Linked DNA regions of Homo sapiens: region 1 is linked to region 2. The links are chromatin contacts, found by Hi-C or POLR2A ChIA-PET in ENCODE. All regions are on one chromosome and are shown on one strand. The core of a region is the stretch at or near the end of the contact, and the rest is flanking DNA. Distances in the headings are between cores, read along the strand shown.

Region 1 (3,166 bases), core at 60-2,559, 87 kb after region 2:
TGTGGCAATCATAGAGGGGGTCTTAGATAGTATTCCTGTATCAAAGGAAGTATGTCTAAGGAATTGGAGGATGCTGGTCGTTAGCCTCTGATTGATAAGCACTTCTTATTTATTTAATTTTTTTTTAAAATAGAGATGGGGGTTTCACCCTCTTGGTCAGGTTGGTCTTGAACTCCTGGCCTCAAGTTATCTCCCTGCCTCAGCCTCCCAAAGGGCTGGGATTACAGGCATGAGCCACCACGCCCAGCCTTTGATTGATAAACTCTTCTTTCCTCTTCCTTCATTCTGTAATGCAACCCCTAAAAGTGGCAAAATCTTGTTTTAAAATTTTGTCTGTCCCCTCCCCCAAATTTGGCATATTGAAAACAAGATATGGAGCAATAGTGACTCTGAGAGGAGAAGAGGTGTAGTGCAGGACACAAGAAGCTCCCCGCTGGTGAAATCCTGTAATGTGTTTCTTTCAAGTCCCCCTCCCTGCCTTTGTCTCCTGGTGATGAGGTGTAAGTTCTGCCTTTTTTCTTTTCTTTTTTTTTTTATTTTCAGAAAGTCTTTGTTGCTTCAGGCAAGCATCAGAAACTGAATCTGCTGGGGTGTTGGTTGGACTGTGTGGCCTCTCTTTATCCCTCTCTTCCCAGACCCCTCAAAATCAGGTGCATTCTATATCCCCTTAGGCTAGATAGACATTCTATGGATGCTCCGGTCTGCATGAGGAAGGGAACTCCAACCTCCCCCAAGTCAGTTAATTTTAAACATTTTGGTCTTTTTTCTGTATAATTTGGGATTGGTGTACCAGAAATGACTAAAAACCTGTGGTTTTCTGAGAGTGATCCTGGGACTATAATTTTCTGAAATTAAACTTCAGGCAAAAAAAATAAAAAAAAAGAGAAGAAAAGAAAAAGAAAAACAGAAACTCTCATCGTGGCCAGATGGAGCCAGAGATTTGTGAGAAGACGAGGCTTAAAGAGTAAAAGGCTATCAGTGTGCGAGATGGGTTGAAAAACAAAAAATAAAAGGTGAAATCCGAGACTGCCACGCTCACCTAGGAGAAGTTGCAAAACCTCCTTAGTGATGTTGGGAAAATTCTTTTCAGTGAAAAGTCTCTTATGGACCTGTTAAAAATATCCCAAGAGCAAAACAGCAGACCCCCCACCTTTAAAGGAGGTGTACCTTTTGTCACTTAATGCCTGCCTGTTTCAAATCCAACCTTCATTGCTTTGTGACGTTAAAACATTTCTTCTTTGCCAGCTGGCATGATGCTAAACTTTATCAGCAGGGGGCGCTGGAGGGCTAATTTCATTGGCCAATGGCAGTGGTTTCTTGCCCTCCAGCTTCAGTTGCCCAGGATGCTGCTTGCCAGTTTTGACCCATAGTTTCCTGCCTGCTAGCCCCAGCTGCTGAGTGTGGATGAGCTCCATCTAGGGCAACCCAGTTGAACATCTGTGCCATCCAGTAGCTGCAATCGCACCCTCTCAAAGGAGGTCTGCATCCTAGCTTTGGGGCAGGGCTCCCTTCTCTTCCAAATTAGTACTTTTGTAAGTAGTCTCCCTCTGCCTAGGATGTTCTTTAGAGTTCTCTTCAATTCTCTTGTAGTAGTTACTTCTCTTCAAATAGTCAATACATCTTTATATTAAACTTTCCCTGTTCAACTTACTGTGGTTACTGTCTCCTGACTCTCCTTTCATGGACCATGATGCCAAAAATGCAATTACTAGTAGGTGAAAGGTTTGATAGTTTCAAAATCAAGTGAACATAGGGAAATACATGGGCCTTAATATCACTAGAAATTTAAAGAGGCAGAACCAATTTATTCAGCCAGAAATTATGTCTATGAATTTTGTACTTAGAATTGGTATTAAATCATTGTATGGTTTAATGGTAGTGAAATGAAACACAAAACTTTGGAGACTGAGATTTTTGGAAAGATAGAGATGACCCTCCCCTTTCCTCTAGTGGCAACTGCACCAAGAACAGCCTAATACCAGAAAGCCTCCATCTCTTAAGATGTCATGACCCTTAATTGTTAGAAATTCATTGCCATCAGGCTAGGCGTGGTGGCTCATGCCTGTAATCCCAGCACTTTGGGAGGCTGAGGTGGGCAGATCACTTGAGTCCAGGAATTTGAGACCAGCTAGGCCAACACAGTGAGGACCTGTCTCTAATAAAAATACAAAAATTGGCTGGGTATAGTGGTGGGCACCTGTAATCCCAGCTACTCAGGAGGCTGAGGCATAAGAATCACTTGAACTGGGGAGGCAGAGGTTGCAGTGAGCTGAGATTGCGCCACTGCACTCCAGCCTGGGTGACTGGGCAACAGAGCAATACTCTGTCTCAAAAAAAGAATAAAAAAAAAAGAAAGAAAAAGAAAAAGAAAATGTAGTGCTATCAAATTAAGAAAATGCAAAAACCTGCACCAGTTCATCTATCAGATTAGGGCACTCCATCACCGCATACGGAACGCACAGCAATGAAATACTCTAGACCAGTGCTGTCCAATAAAAACAGGTGAGCCACCATATGATCCGTATGTGTCATTTTAATTTTTTTTTTGAGACAGAGTCTCACTGTCGACCAGGCTGGAGTGTAGTGGCATGATCATGGCTCACTGCAGCCTCAACTTCCTAGGCTCAAGCGATTCTCCCACCTTAGCCTCCTGAGTAGCTGGGACTACAGGCACATGCCACCACACCTGGCTAATTTTTCTATTTTTATTTTTTTGAGATAGGGTCTGACTCTGTTGCCCAGGCTGGAGTACAGTGGCACAATCTCAGCTCACTACAACCTCTGCCTCCTGGGCTTAAGTGATCCTCCCACCTCAGCCTCCCGAGTAGCTGGGACTACAGGCATGTGCCACCACACCCAGCTAATTTTTGTGTTTTTTGTAGAGATGAGGTTTCTCCACATTGCCTAGGCTAGTCTTGAACTCCTGGGCTCAAGCGATCTGCCCGCCTTGGCCTCCCAAAGTGCTGGGATTACAGGCATGAGCTACTGTGCTTGGGTTAATTTATAAATTTTTTTGTAGAGATGAGGGCTCACTAAGTTGCCCAGCCTTAAATTTTCTAATAGTCAACATTAAAGCCCTAAAGAGAAACAAGTGAAATTAATTTGAATGATGTATTTATTTAACCCAAAATATAAACAAATTATCTCAAGATGTAATCAACATAAC
Region 2 (3,062 bases), core at 117-2,616:
AAACTCGTCGTTCCACAATGGGTCTTCTGCCAGCCTCTTCTACTCAGAAGTGTGATAGGAGACCCCACAGACTGAAGATGGAACCACCTCTCTAGATGGCTGTGGTAGCCCCATCTGAGGAGGACTAGGGGTGGGGGACAATCTGAGCTGGCATCTTGAGCAACACATTGGAAGACACCAGGAAAGTTCAGCTTAGAAAAATGGTGAATGAGAAAAATCACCCTATCTCTGAGGGGCTGTTTGAGGCTGGAAAGCAGACCTATGGCCCCAGGAACCAGGGATGGATAGGATGGCAGGTCTCAGTTCAAGAAAGAATATTTATTTATTTATTTATTTATTTATTTATTTATTTATTTATTTATTTTAGAGACAGGGTCTTGCTCTGTTGCCCCGACTGGAGTGCAGTGGTGCAATCATGGCTCACTGTAACCTCTGCCTCCCGGGCTCAAGCAATCCTCCCAGCTCAGCCTCCTAAGCAGCTGGGACCACAGGCACAGGCAACTGTGCCTGGATAATTTTATATATATATATACACACACACATATATATATACACATATACACACACACACATAAATATATAAATATAAATATATATATATATAAAATTTGGTAGAGACGGGGTTTCACCATGTTGCCCAGGCTGGTCTTGAACTTGAACTCCTGGGCTCGAGAGATCTGCCCACCTCAGCCTCCCAAAGTGCTGGGCAAGGAGGAACTTTCTAACAGACAGACCACCTAAGACTGGGTGGGCTTCTCGGAAGATGGCAGTCACTTACAGGAGATACTGAAGAGGGGAAGGCAGGGTTTGGAAACAGACTGCCTCAAAGCCTCACAGATTGTGTGACTGCGCACAGGTAACTCTCTGAATCTCAGTTCCCTCATCTGTAAGATGGGCCTAAGAGTAACACTGCCCTGCGTAACACTGTTATGAGGATTCAGTATTGTGAAGTTGTCTGAGCCTGGGAATCCTCTGAGGTTCTTCTTGGACTGAAATCTTGGTGCTTACTCCAGATCAACAAACTACAGTTCTAGCGGAAGGGACATGGAATCTGCATTTTAAATGCTACAGGTTATTTTTAGGATTAGGTAACTTTGCAAAATCCCAAGATGGTCTAGGTGAAGCTGTCAACACAGCCTGGCACATGTGGGCCTTCAGCAAGTGGCAGGTAGATGTCATCCCACAGAACAATGCCCTTATCACCCTTATAACGCTAGGGTAGAAGCAGACAACTCCTAGGGTCCTTCTGACCCTGGTTTCCCTATCAACACAACCAAATGACAAAACAATGTTGGTAAACTTGAGCCAGGAAAGGAAGCACAATTCGCTAGGCTCCCTGGCAAAGGGCAGGAGCACAGCTTTGAAGGCACCCACCAGTGCCCTCGTGTGGCGCTGTGAGGCAATTCCATTTAATCATTAAAGAATACTGTTACCTTTAAGAATTTGACATACAGGGCCGGGCGTGGTGGCTCATGCCTGTAATCCCAGCACTTTGGCAAGCCGAGGTGGGCGGATCACGAGGTCAGGAGATCGAGACCATCCTGGCTAACACAGTGAAACCTCGTCTCTACTAAAAATACAAAAAATTAGCCGGGCGTGGTGGCGGGCAAATGTAGTCTCAGCTACTCAGGAGGCTGAGGCAGGAGAATGGCGTGAACCCGGGAGGCGGAGCTTGCAGTGAGCCGAGATCGCACCACTGCACTCCAGCCTGGGTGATAGAGCGAGACTCCGTCTCAAAAAAAAAAAAAAAAAAAAAAAAAGAATTTGACATGTAACTTAATGACAATAAGAAGTAAGTTGTTTTGTGCTTATTATGGTCAGGCACTGTCCTAGGTGCTTTACAAATGTTATTTTATGTTACCCCATTTCACAGGTGTGAAGATGAAGACATAGGAAGATGAAGGGGTTTGCCCAAGGTCAGAGTTGGCAGACCGGTGGCCAAACGTAAACTCAGGTCTCTTGAACCCCAAGGCCATGCACTATCATCTATTAGCTTCTTGGAGTTTTTCCCCCTTTATATTGGCTTCAAGGATCCCATGGGAGACACTGAAGATAAAAGCCACTGTGACCCTCGAAGTCCCTGGGAACAAGGGTGATATGCTTGGCAAATGGTGGAAGTCATACACCTTCTCACATGTTTCTCAGTTTGAAGGGACAAAGGGAAAAGAACCACACCTAACTTTTATACAGTGCTTCCTCCATGCCAGGCCCTGTGCTGAGCATTTTACAAGTATTGACTCAATTCTCCCAACAATCCTGTGGGGTAGGCATCGTTATTATCCCCATTATACAGATGAGGAAACTGAGGCACAGAGCTAAAGGAACTTGCTTAAGGTCACACAGCTGGTGAGTGGAGAGCTGGGATTTGAATCTGAGCAGTGTGGCTCCAGAGCCCCTGCTGTTAGCTGCTTTTGGTATGCTCCAAAATATTCAGACAATAAAGAGGGAGACAAGGCTAAATTTTTATTGGGTAATTAAACTTTCAAAAGACTACAAGCATCTGGACAAAACTGGAAAAAGCTTACAATTACAACAGTCACGCAAATCTACATAAACTAAGAAAAAAAAAAGATGCCTGGAGTAAAATAAATCAAACCAAAGGCGTTGGCATTTGTTAAGCTCCAGTGCCTGGCATGTGCTAAGTGTTATATAAGAGCTTGTTCATTAAATAACAAATTAAAATCAGGCTGGTTGGCGAGAAGGTAAAACAACAACCCCGCACGAGTGCACTGTGAGACCTAAAGGCCTTTTTTGGGTACTGTGTGCTTAGGTCTCTAAGGGGGTCAGGGCAGCTCTTTCTGGGGTGTTTTAAATCCTTTGTTCAGGCCAGGAGAAGTCTGATGACTCACTCACCTTGCTCTGCAAAACAAGAATTTGTTGAGCCCGACCCCTCCAGGTCCCTGGCGAAGATAGGAGCTGCTGAACGTTGATGTCTTCCCCAACCTCTCTGGCCAAAACCTGAAATAAGGCAGGGCCTTCAATGTGGCCAAAAGAGAGGGCTCCACCAGACCCTGATGCTGCTACGTATTTAGAAGCATATTCAGAAGCAGTCTTCACCTACA

Evidence for each region. A loop is a pair of places that touch in the nucleus more often than their neighbours do. ChIA-PET counts read pairs that join two places held with the same protein, here RNA polymerase II (POLR2A). Pooled maps may share reads with other maps.
Region 1: a loop to region 2 is called in a map of PC-3, with 11 times the contacts of the local background. The contact joins two enhancer-like sites. A Hi-C loop is called at or near these places in 3 of 168 maps with a recorded cell type or tissue (MCF 10A, PC-3 and mammary epithelial cell), 2 of 37 single-sample maps with no recorded cell type and 7 of 50 pooled maps. POLR2A ChIA-PET finds 5 or more read pairs at or near these places in 5 of 52 experiments (HepG2, IMR-90, MCF 10A and 2 more).

Annotation. Positions count from the first base shown.
Region 1 is chr3:42,830,167-42,833,332 of GRCh38, forward strand. All of the region lies in intron 2 of ACKR2 (atypical chemokine receptor 2), which reads left to right. Among named protein-coding and RNA genes, the nearest start is that of ACKR2, 22 kb to the left of the region's middle. Within about 2 kb of position 1,310, at least 3 of the 41 ENCODE cell types and tissues checked have a DNase peak (open chromatin) inside an H3K27ac peak, as active enhancers do.
Region 2 is chr3:42,743,070-42,746,131 of GRCh38, forward strand. CCDC13 (coiled-coil domain containing 13) reads right to left here. Exons shown (of 16, transcript NM_144719.4): 7 at 2,854-2,958. It overlaps CCDC13-AS1 (CCDC13 antisense RNA 1), which reads left to right. Exons shown (of 4, transcript NR_046732.1): 4 at 1,874-2,089. Among named protein-coding and RNA genes, the nearest start is that of CCDC13-AS1, 12 kb to the left of the region's middle. Within about 2 kb of position 1,367, at least 10 of the 41 ENCODE cell types and tissues checked have a DNase peak (open chromatin) inside an H3K27ac peak, as active enhancers do.